2 separate regions of the Homo sapiens genome follow, and region 1 is linked to region 2. The links are chromatin contacts, found by Hi-C or POLR2A ChIA-PET in ENCODE. All regions are on one chromosome and are shown on one strand. Each heading gives the region's core, a stretch centred on a gene start or an enhancer-like site at or near the end of the contact. The rest is flanking DNA. Distances are from core to core; before and after follow the strand shown.

Region 1 (5,444 bases), core at 1,466-3,965, 35 kb before region 2:
AACTAAAATTGTTAGCCAGGCATGGTGGCAGGTGCCTGGAATCCCAGCTACTCCAGAGGCTGAGGCAAGAGAATCACTTAAACCCAGGAGGCGGAGGTTGCAGTGAGCTGAGATCACACCATTGCACTCCAGCCTGGGCGACAAGAACAAAATTCAAAACAAACAAACAATAACAGCAACACTAAAATTGTAAAATCTGTGTAGTTGAGATTAATTTAGAAAGTATGGGTAGAATGTCCCTTATCTGAAATGCTTGGGATCAGAAGTGTCTTGGATTTCAAGCTTTTTCAAACTTTGAGATATCTGCATTACATAATTGCTGGTTGAGCATCCCTAACCCAAAAATCCAAAATCTTGGATGCTCCAATAAGCATCTCCTCTGAGCATCACATCAGTACTCAAAAAAAGTTTAGGATTTTGGCACATTTCTAATTTTGGATTTTCAGATGAGGGATACTCAACCTGTACAATATTAGGATACAAAATTTCTACCAACACAGACACTGTAAGTTCTAGGCACAAGTGGGAAGGGGAGGCTTCGTTGTGAGTCGTTTAGCACATAATCTTAACTTACATGATAAACTTGTGATACTGGGCAAGAAACAGGAACTCCATTTTAAAGTTGTGGCAATATGAAGAAGTGATGCTTTGGATAAAGTATCAAAGTACTTGAAATATCAACATATTTCAAAGTAAATGTTCATACAAAAAGAAAATAATTCAGTTATTTCCCTTGAGAAGAACAATCTGCAACTTTTAAAATTTCATCAGGTGGAACATGTACCAAGTAGACCCAAAAGATTGGTCAGAAAAAAATATAGGATGTTGACATTTTAAAATCAGTAACAGAAAGACACCCAAGGGCAGGCAGGGGAAAGGGAGGAGGACTTACTGAAGGTAGAATTTTCAGCAAAATAAATGTCTCACTTCTTTCCATTGCCTCCTCATTTTATATTTACAAATCATTAAAATTAGGCATTCTAAACTATACATTTTGAAACTCAATAAATAATCATAAAATGATACTTACCCACCTCAAACCAATACTTCAACATGGATGTATTCTGATTGTCCATTCTAAGCACCTCTGAAATTAAGTCAATAGACTTCAGTGAATGCATTTCACTGTTTTGGACATTAACTGGTACAAATACCTGTCTTAAGACAGAACCCTCCAAAATCCAGTGACATATAAGGATAACTGGGCTAAAATATTTTAGTTCTGAAATTAGATCATATTCCAATTTTACTTTATTTTAGCTATATTACCATTAGAAGGTAAAGCCAGGTTTCAAACAGTATCCTACAATGATTTTCACTTTAATAAATCCTTTAAATTTAAAAGATACACTGTATATGTCATAGGGAAACACGATTTCCAACTATTCATTTGACATATTTAGTTTCCTTTCAAAAATGTTTCTTACAAGAACAATGAAACTTTATCCCAGCAGCAACACTGTAGTCCGGAAGGACTTCCCCGAGCTCAAGACAAGGTATAAGGAACTGGGGGGAAATGATAATATTTTCTGACCAGGGCTACTACATTCAATAATCACTCACAATCATTTAAAACCTACAGCTATTTCTTACTGCCAGAAAAAAGAATTAGCAACACTAGTATCTGGGCATTCGGTGGTTCCTGAATCTCAGAACCTTTTTCCATTGCTCTTCACTCCCCAAACTAGTGGTAGCCTAATAATCCTAGAAACATGGCAGCCACCTCCTTAGCGGACTATGATTAGCCCACACACAGCATCCAGGAAAAACCAACTGCTGGAGTTTGGGCACTCCATCCTTACACCTCCTAATCCTCCCAGATGGAACGCCCATCTACAGAAGGCCCTCCAGGTGGCCACCTTACCCTTATCTGCTGGAGCTTTACTGGGAAGGCGCACTGCTTAGGAGGCAAAGACCTGCATGAAATAGAGAAGACCTGCCGTGCAACTGGCAAATCACTTAGCTATGGTTTCAGTTTTTCATCAGGTTGTCCTGAAAATAGACCATGTTCTAAATCTACTTTATCTGAACTACAAAAAAAAAAAAAATTCTTAAATTATCATTAGAAGGAAAAAGGGAGAGGGGAATCAAAGGAGCTTAAAAAATACTGAAAGTTAATTAGAGTAATGGCTGTCAAATGTTTTGACGCCAACTCGGAGGAAGAAACATATTTTATGTCAAAACCTTGAACACAGAGGACACTTGCTGTATGTGCTACATTTGTATCTTCTACTATTTACATCAAATTCCTTCCATTAAAAACATTTCTAGTTGCAGTCTAATACATTACTTTCTTGCTCCCATTAATGAGTCATAATCAGCAGTTTAGAAAACACTGCATTAGGGCACGATATTTTTTTTCCCAGAGAATCTCAAAGAAAACAGTTCCAAGTGATACTTTATCAGAATAAATGAGGGTCCCGCGATTCTGGCTCCTGAAATGCCTCTTCCCTGACCTACAGCTGTTGTTGATACAAAATGCCATTGCCAGAGAAAGAGAACTTACTGCTGGTCTGAGTAGGCTGAACTGCCAGGGCAGGTTAACAGGAAACACCTGCACAGGAGGAAGGCAAACACCAGCAGAACAGGTAACAGCTTACCTCCAGCACCTCCAGCACCTGCCACTCAGAGGAGCCGGCAACTCTCAGAAGAAGTCAAGAGTCAAAGCAAGGAAAGGTGAAGAGATGGGGCTGGAGTGAGACGAGGTGACAGTCCCGAGGTGAGGATCGGAGAGTGAGATCATGCTGTGGGGAGCGTGGGCCGAGTGCTGGGGCTGATGTGTGTCAGGCTCACGCTGGAGAGGAAAGCATGGAAGACATGGCGTTCAGAGGCAGCACGTCCAGAGGAGAAGGAAGTAAAGCTCAGAAAAGTAAAGAAAAGCAAGGAGAGGAAGGGCTATGACTTATTTTAACTTTCCACACAGATCCCCAAAGAAGAAAAGTAAATTGTCACGAAGACAAGGCAATCTATTTGTCCAGAGTGGAGGACCCCAACTGTGGGAGCTCTCAGATCACCAAGTCCCTGGAGTAACTTGGGAATCCCCCTAGCAATGAACTCTTTGCCAGGTTTATATGAATATTAGGCAAACAATAGCTCTGGGAGAAACAATTAGAAGAAATTATAACTACTACCCCAAATTTACAATAATGCTACCAAGAATAAAGACGGTTAACATATAATTGAGAATCTGCAAGCTGACGAGGAAGATTTGATGCAGGGAGAGAGCCCCGAAGTAAGATGCTGTCGGTATGGGGAGCCTAAAGGCGCCTCACAAACACTCCTTGACTATAACTCCCAGGGAGGCCAGAAGAAACCTAAGGCAGTTGCGTTAATTCAGGCTCTACCCTTAGAAAATGCAGAAATTAAGACAGCGAACTCTCCCTCTTTTCGGGTTCCCCGTGTAAGATTTTATCATAACCTTACTTTGTTCTCTATCCTGAGGCCTCAACATAAAAGCCCCTAGCCACAAAAATACAGTATAAAGCTAATCAGCTCTGTGTACTACAAAATGATTTACAAAATAACTACCGAACAGACCTCATTATAAAATGTTGTCACTGATATCACCTTCCCTCACCCAAAACTAGCACTCACGACAATAGCAAGACGTTATACAAAGCACTTTTAAACGTTTTAAACTATTTTCACACAGACGATCTCATTTACCTCCATAACAATCCTACGAAAAAGTATAGAATCAGTATCCTTTCACAGAAAAATGTCTAAGAGTATGTGGCCAGTGTGTGATGGGAACCGTGCTATATTTCTGGTCTCCTGATTGAAAGAGACCACAGCAATGAAAGAAAAAGGCAAGGCAAGGCACCCTTATAGTTGGTATCTGTAGCTACGCTTTGTTTTCCCAAATGGATTTCAAACACCTCTATATTTTCCATTATTCACATGTGTTGACTGATACTTTATTGTGCAATGATTAGGTGTCCACAGAATCATCCCAGGCCCTGTAGATGGTACAAATATGAATAAGACAGAATCTCTGAACAGAAACAGCCCCTAGCAGAAGAGAGGGAGCCCATGGGCAAACAGGGAGATTCTGAGTGGCATCAAAGAAGCACAGCAGAGAGGCAGGCTGGCCAACTCTGCCCGAGGAGCTGGGCGGAAATGGGTCCCAGAACATGGGAATTGCTGCTCCACCGGGACCAAGGCTGAGAGGGAGGACTCCCTTTCAACTAGCAGAGAAGAGAAACGAGAGTAAGATCTGTTGAACAGCTGCAACCCAGCTGGGGAAGAAAGGCACACACAAGTGAAAGAGGAATCATTCAGGACAGGATGAGCAGTGATGGGGCAGAATTTTATTAATTCCCAGGGCCATGCTAGGCATACAGCAGATGCTTAAAAAAATACTGGCTGTATGATTGCTTGACTCTGAAATAAATTAGTACATTTTATTTTAAAGCAGAAGTATGTATGTTACTACCCAAGTAAATGAGTTCTAGTTCTCAAATATCAACTGTGCATACTTAAGCATTAGGGCTTCCCCCAATGCTACACTAGCCTTCAGGATGCCTCCTCACATTAGTCAAGAACACATCTTCGCCTTATTAACCCAAATAAGCCATGGGGAGGAAGTTAAACTTGCCGCCACCCCAAATCGAATACTGTAGCCCCAAACCGTGAGGCAATTTTTAAGGAATATCTACCATTTGGAATTATTGCTATAACTACTTCCCCACAATGGGGACAGGAACACTGGAGATCCACCAGTATGTATCACTAAAGACTAAAATTCCAACCACAGGTGTTGAAAGTAGCCCAGTATTGAGGTATGGGAACCCGTGCAGTCCTCAGGCTCTGAGAAGGAATGATGCAAAACCGAAGACAATATGCCATTTGTGCAGACATTTAGAGAGAACCTAAAGGTATTACATGTGACACTATATATATACATAGATGTGTGCATACATTGTATACATACATATATTTTTAAAACAGTATAAGCAGGAGTCTATTTTCCAAAGCTTTGAAAACAAAAACTAGTAGAAATTATGCAATTTCTTCAAATACAACATGCCAGAATTTCAAATCTGGTACATCTAAAATTTCAAATACCATATACTAAACCCTATTTGGGTCCAGAAAAGCAACTTCTGGCTCTCCTAGTACCAAATTGTGACTGCCTGAGTGAGCCGTAATTAACAGAAATCAGCTTTCTCAGGTTCCAAGAGTGGCTCCCAGAGAGGCTGTTCCCAGCCATGCAGGCCCCACCCAGGGAGAAGGAGAAGACCTAACTTGAGCCAACTCACCTGGCAGGGCTCTCTCGAAACTCCTGCAGGCCCCAGGCAACACGCTGTCACTGTCAGTGCATTTTAAATACCCTTCTAACCTCTACTATCAAGCTAACAAGACCAGTACAGAATTCTAAACCCTTCTCTTTAGCCTTTTTCTCTACTTTACAGCCACAAAAGTGCTTATAAATTATGCTAGTC
Region 2 (5,292 bases), core at 487-2,986:
CTTAAAAGTGGCATAGCCTACAAAATTAGGAATTCAAAATACAAATTCAAAAAAGCCGCTTAATTTTAGAAATAGGTCCTCAAAAAGAAAAATATTTACACAATTTCATGTGAGAATTCAATCCTAAATAAGAATACTGGCGTCCAAAATCACCCAAAATGCAATAATAAAAATACAGATTCATATTGTCCAGTCAAAAAGAGTCTCCAATTTAATCATATATTGTAGCATTCTCAAAACTTCCTATCATTCCGTCCCATCTTTTCCATTTTCAGAAATGAAGTGATAATTCAAATGGGAAACACAGTAATTGTGTACAGTGCAGCCTGTCAATTGGTCCAGTTCTCTTCTGCACATCACCTTAAATACGTGCAAGCCAGATATGCTCTCCCGGGGCTGGGCGGGCCTGCATCTAGTAACTATGTGCTTAAAGTTGTCCAGGGCTACTAGATCAAAGACAGCCGTGCAAGAACACTTCCAGCTCTAACAGGTGCCACTTTGTGCAAAAACATCCACAGGAGTATTACAAAAAAAGACAGCACTGGGTTTCAGAAAGCCCGGTGTCAAAAAGGTGCTTTCATGCATTTTTAATCCGAGAGAGAAAGTGAACAATTGTCCTTCAATAATCAGTGTCAGGGCCAATGACACGGCTTCCCCTCCTTAGGGTCCACCCAAACTGTGACAATTGGCTTACCAACTACGGTCCTTAAGGGCTTTAAAAACAAAAGAAAACCAAAAAAGCTATCCTCCCCAGCACAGAAAAGCACCCAAATATTTGTCTTTTTCTTCTTTTGCCCCTTCCATCTAGTAATGAACAAGAAAAGAAGGAGAAAATGAATGTGATTGTCTGCTCTCTGGGACAGAAAAACATGCAAAGACTGTAACGATTTACACAAAGAGGTGTTTAAATTTTGACTCTTTTAGACTACGTAAATGCAGATGCTTCTCTCTATGAATTAATTAACATTCTGCTATTTAATATTTTAAGTCTTAGCAGCGGGTCCCACATGTTGGCTGACTGTGGGGTATAGCCTGAAAATTATTTGTAATGACAATTCTGTAACATTATCCCTCACTTTACCAAATTCCTTACCAATGTTTAATAACAAAACAAAGCAAGGTATCAATGGCATTTATTACTTTAACCCTATGATTTAGTATATAAAACTCTTCCAGGGAAGAGGGCATGAAGGAAGGGAGACAAAAATGGTTTTCTAAGTACTCCCAGGGGAGGAGAGGGAAGAACCCTGGTAACACGTGAGTACCTTCAGAAGAATCGAGGCAACAATTTAGAATAAAAAATAGCATACATAATCTCAAGGAAATGCTGGACATAATTTAGGAAAAATGCCACTGGACACAGAAGACCAAAAATGAAGACTAAATGTCCCCAAATTTTTGACATTTAATAAATATGTTTCTCCAGGAACCTGGTGCTCAGTTAATTAGTGAAAGTATATGGACCCAGGCGGTGAAGTTTCTCCCTGGCAGAAGGGGCAACAGGCTTCAAAAATAATGGGAAATTTACTCAAAGTTGTCTCCTTGGTTATTGTAACAAATATTTTACCAAAAGATATCAGAGAAGAAAGGGACTGCCATCAGATGACTCGTCTTTTATTTATGATGACAGAGCTAAGACTTAGCGAGGCAGCAGGGCCTCCCCACACTTCTGGTCTACCAAGCCAGAGAAGGCCCCCCGGCACCTCCCCTCATGCTAAGCTCCATTCCCAGGCCAGACAAGGCTATAAAAAGCCTGGCCTTGGGCCAGCTGGCAGACCACACACCGGGTATTTTTAACTTAAAGGGGCCTGAGGATCAGGCCAAATCCAGGGCACCAAAAATGCACAGAGAAGAATAACAACCTCCAGCCAGGATGGTGGTCCACATGGAAGATCCTTTTCCTGAGTTATCCTAATTACTAATGGGTGTTCTAATCGTGATGAAGACATTAAAAGATAACATTTGGGAAAGCTGATAAAAGTGGGTAGATACTTCATTTTGGAAGTGCACGATCACTTTGAAAGACCATATGTAGAGTTACATAAACAGCAATGTGAACACCAAACACTGGCCAAATAAACTGAACTCTTATTCTTTATTCCTGACACATAAGGCTACAGACTTGACTTTTGTTATAATTACTCTAACAGTTTGCTGTTGTTGTTTTTAGTTTCACACTGGTCTTGGCACTGGGCCACACATACAGATACTGTGAAGCTGTTCTCTTCAATAAAGCTCAAATACAGCAACAGTACAACTGAAGGCTGAGGAGCTAAGGATTATGCTACAATGACTAACTTCATTTTCTGGGTTCATAAGTATTAATCGGAAATTTCTTCCCGTTTCATTCTTTATTGTTAAAAATTACACTGAAACACAGACATTAGTTATATTTTCTGCCTTAAATGAGCACCACTGCATCTTTCCTTGAGGACTGAAGACTGGCAAAGTCTCCATCACGATTCTAAATATGAATGCTTAGTATCACCTGTCCAGTGACAGGGCAAGGGGAAGGCCAGGTAGGTGGGGTCTCAATTACAACACCCTTGCTCTGACTGTTTTATTTATTGGATTCTCTGGTGGGCTTCCAGGGAGGAGGTCGAGTTGGGTTCTGTGACTCCTGGAGAGCAAGCCACATCTGCAGAGAGCCGGGTCTACAGTCAGAAATTTCTTTTCGAACTAAATATAACCTTAAAATACTTTACTTAACTTGCCTCTTTTTCTCTCCTAAAGGCAAAGGATAACCAGAAAAATCATGTTTACCTGCAGACGTGTGTTAATAACTACCAAATGTAAACACATTCAAGATATCCTTAACATTTACAACACTAGGATCATCTTCATCCTCATTAAAATATATCTGCTCTCATCTGCAAGAAACCTCCAAAACTCTCTTTCCTTCCCATCGTCTATCTCAGCTGGACTCTCCTCTCTTACCCTTCACTGGGGATGTTCTCTACAGACCCAGACCTCATTTTGCCTCTGGATGGTGGGAGAGCCTGGCCGGCCTTCCCACTTCAGATCTCCCATTCGCTGGGTCCTAAACACAGCTGGGAGACCCTTTCCCCTGAGCAGCACTTCCTGAGTTCCCTGAAGCTTTTCCTGGCGAATCTAAACAAAGGCCACCCCACCCTTACATGGCCTCCTCAGACCAGGTTCCCTGCCAGAGACGCTCCAGTTGTGCTGTTTAATTCATTTATTCTTAGGTTTATTCTTAGTCTACCAATTCCTTGAGACACTGAAAACTCTGGCACATTACCAGATAGCACAGTATTAAAACCTATTAGAAAACAGGTTGGTTTAAAAAAAAAAACTGCTTATTAAAGATGCCTTTGCAGAGGTTTCTGGTAAACAGACAGATTAAATGCTCATGTTTCTCTCTACTCTTCCATGGGACCCCATTAAAATGACAGTAAAGAAATAAAAACAAATACCACAAGGGCAAAGAAAACATGAGGTGAGATGGTAACAGATAAGAAAGGTCAAAAAAATTTTGGAAGGAGAAAAGCAGAAAGACAAGTGATAATTAAAGTTTTAATCTGTTCTAGGTGACAGGATAAGAAGCAAGCTAATTAAAGTGCAGAACCCCAAAGACAGGAATCAGAGGGTGGCGGGGGGCTGGGTAAACAATCTGTAGGGAGCAATTCAGAGATCCCCCTTCCCAATCCCCACCTGTCCTGTAGGAAGTCAAGAGGACTTGCCATCTGGAGGGGCCACAGCAGGCGAGTCCATGGAAAACGGGGACTCAGTTAAAACACGTAACAGGCCCGTCCCCCAGTCAGCCTCCAGCTCTCCAGACACCCTGACTTCTCCTCTGAGAGTCAACGATGAGTTAGTTACTGGGGAGGGGGAGATAGCAGCATGTTAGGGTCTGCCAACAAGATGGCCCAATCCTCTCCCCACCACCGCAGCCCCGTCCACACACACAACGTGCCGATCGGTTCTCAGAACTGGCTGTTACAGATGTGCAGAAAGCGAAGGACCACCAGACACCTCAAGAAGGCCTCTGGCCAGGCGCGGTGGCTCAGCCTGTAATCCCAGCACTTTGGGAGGCCGAGGCGGGTGGTTCACGAGGTCAGGAGTTTGAGACCAGCCTGGCCAACATGGTGAAACCCCGTCTCCACTAAAAATACAAAAAAAAAAAAAAATATTAGCCAGGTGTGGTGGTGCACACCTGTAGTCCCAGCTACTCAGGAGGCTGAGGCAGAAGAATCACTTGAACCCAGGAGGCGGAGGTTGCAGTGAGCGGAGATTGTGCCACTGTACTGCAGCCTGGGTGACAGAGTGAGACTCTGTCTCAAAAACAAACAAACAAACAAAAAAAATAGCCTCCAACCAGAAAGACCGTATAGGTGAAGGGCTGAAAGGAAATATGGACCAGGAACACTGCAGAGGAGCCCTTCAAAAAGAATCCCAACATTGTCGTCGGCAAGATAAACCATTGTAGCCACGAAATAAGAGTAAGATGGTATAAAAAAGAAAAATTTGGTGAACAAAACAAGTTCATGGAAAGTGAAACTACAAAAACAGAACAAACATCTGCCAGGAACTACAACAAAAAAAGCAATCAGATGAAAGGAGGATAGAAAAAAAGTTTCAAAAATTAAAGAATTAATCCAGGACTTATAACACCCAACTAATAAGGTTCATAGATAGTAAGAACAAATGAAATAAAGATATGGTAATTATCAAAGGAATAATACCCTCCCCTAACGAAGAAAAAAATAGCACCAAGTTTAATACTGAATGAGTCTAGCAAAATGGATGGAAAATACCAACTCCAAAGTTCATCCACATTTTAGAAATCAAGGAGATCAAGTTTCTAAAGTCTCCAGAGAGAAAAACAATCAGTGACATACCAAAGAAGGGGCCCTGGACTTCTCAACAGACATGCTAGAAGCTCAGAGGACAGTGGGGGAACAACAGTTTTTGAGGGAAAATTATATCCAATCTAGAATTCTACACTCAGCCAATCCACCCATTAAGGCCACCTTTCTGACAAGCAGAGACACGCACATCTCCTGCACCCTTCCTACAAAGCTACTACAGGATGAACCCTACTAAAACGAGGATTACATAAAGACAAGACATGGAATTCAGAAAACAGGGTTTGAGGTCAAAGTAATTTCAAGAATGGCAGTTAAGGGATGCTTTACTCCGAATGCGCAGCGGGCCAGGAGGGTAATAAAGTACAGAATGCAGAATGCGGCAGGTGGCTCCCGGAGGGATTCCAGCTCTGACCAGGAGATCACCACTGCTGCTGAAAGCCACACAAAATTTAAAGAACAACAT

The links. Hi-C counts contacts between places; a loop is a spot of excess contacts on that map. ChIA-PET counts read pairs that join two places held with the same protein, here RNA polymerase II (POLR2A). Pooled maps may share reads with other maps.
Region 1: a map of heart left ventricle shows a loop between it and region 2 (2.0-fold over the local background). The contact joins two enhancer-like sites. A Hi-C loop is called at or near these places in 2 of 168 maps with a recorded cell type or tissue (heart left ventricle and heart right ventricle), 2 of 37 single-sample maps with no recorded cell type and 7 of 50 pooled maps. POLR2A ChIA-PET finds 5 or more read pairs at or near these places in 4 of 52 experiments (BJ, OCI-LY7, WTC11 and 1 more).

Annotation. Positions count from the first base shown.
Region 1 is chr6:156,880,927-156,886,370 of GRCh38, reverse strand. All of the region lies in intron 2 of ARID1B (AT-rich interaction domain 1B), which reads right to left. Among named protein-coding and RNA genes, the nearest start is that of MIR4466, 100 kb to the right of the region's middle. RefSeq lists enhancers at 4,130-4,199, 4,210-4,259. Within about 2 kb of position 2,715, at least 9 of the 41 ENCODE cell types and tissues checked have a DNase peak (open chromatin) inside an H3K27ac peak, as active enhancers do; they include OCI-LY7 and heart right ventricle, where a contact is called at or near this core.
Region 2 is chr6:156,845,180-156,850,471 of GRCh38, reverse strand. All of the region lies in intron 2 of ARID1B (AT-rich interaction domain 1B), which reads right to left. Among named protein-coding and RNA genes, the nearest start is that of MIR4466, 68 kb to the right of the region's middle. Within about 2 kb of position 1,736, at least 10 of the 41 ENCODE cell types and tissues checked have a DNase peak (open chromatin) inside an H3K27ac peak, as active enhancers do; they include OCI-LY7 and heart right ventricle, where a contact is called at or near this core.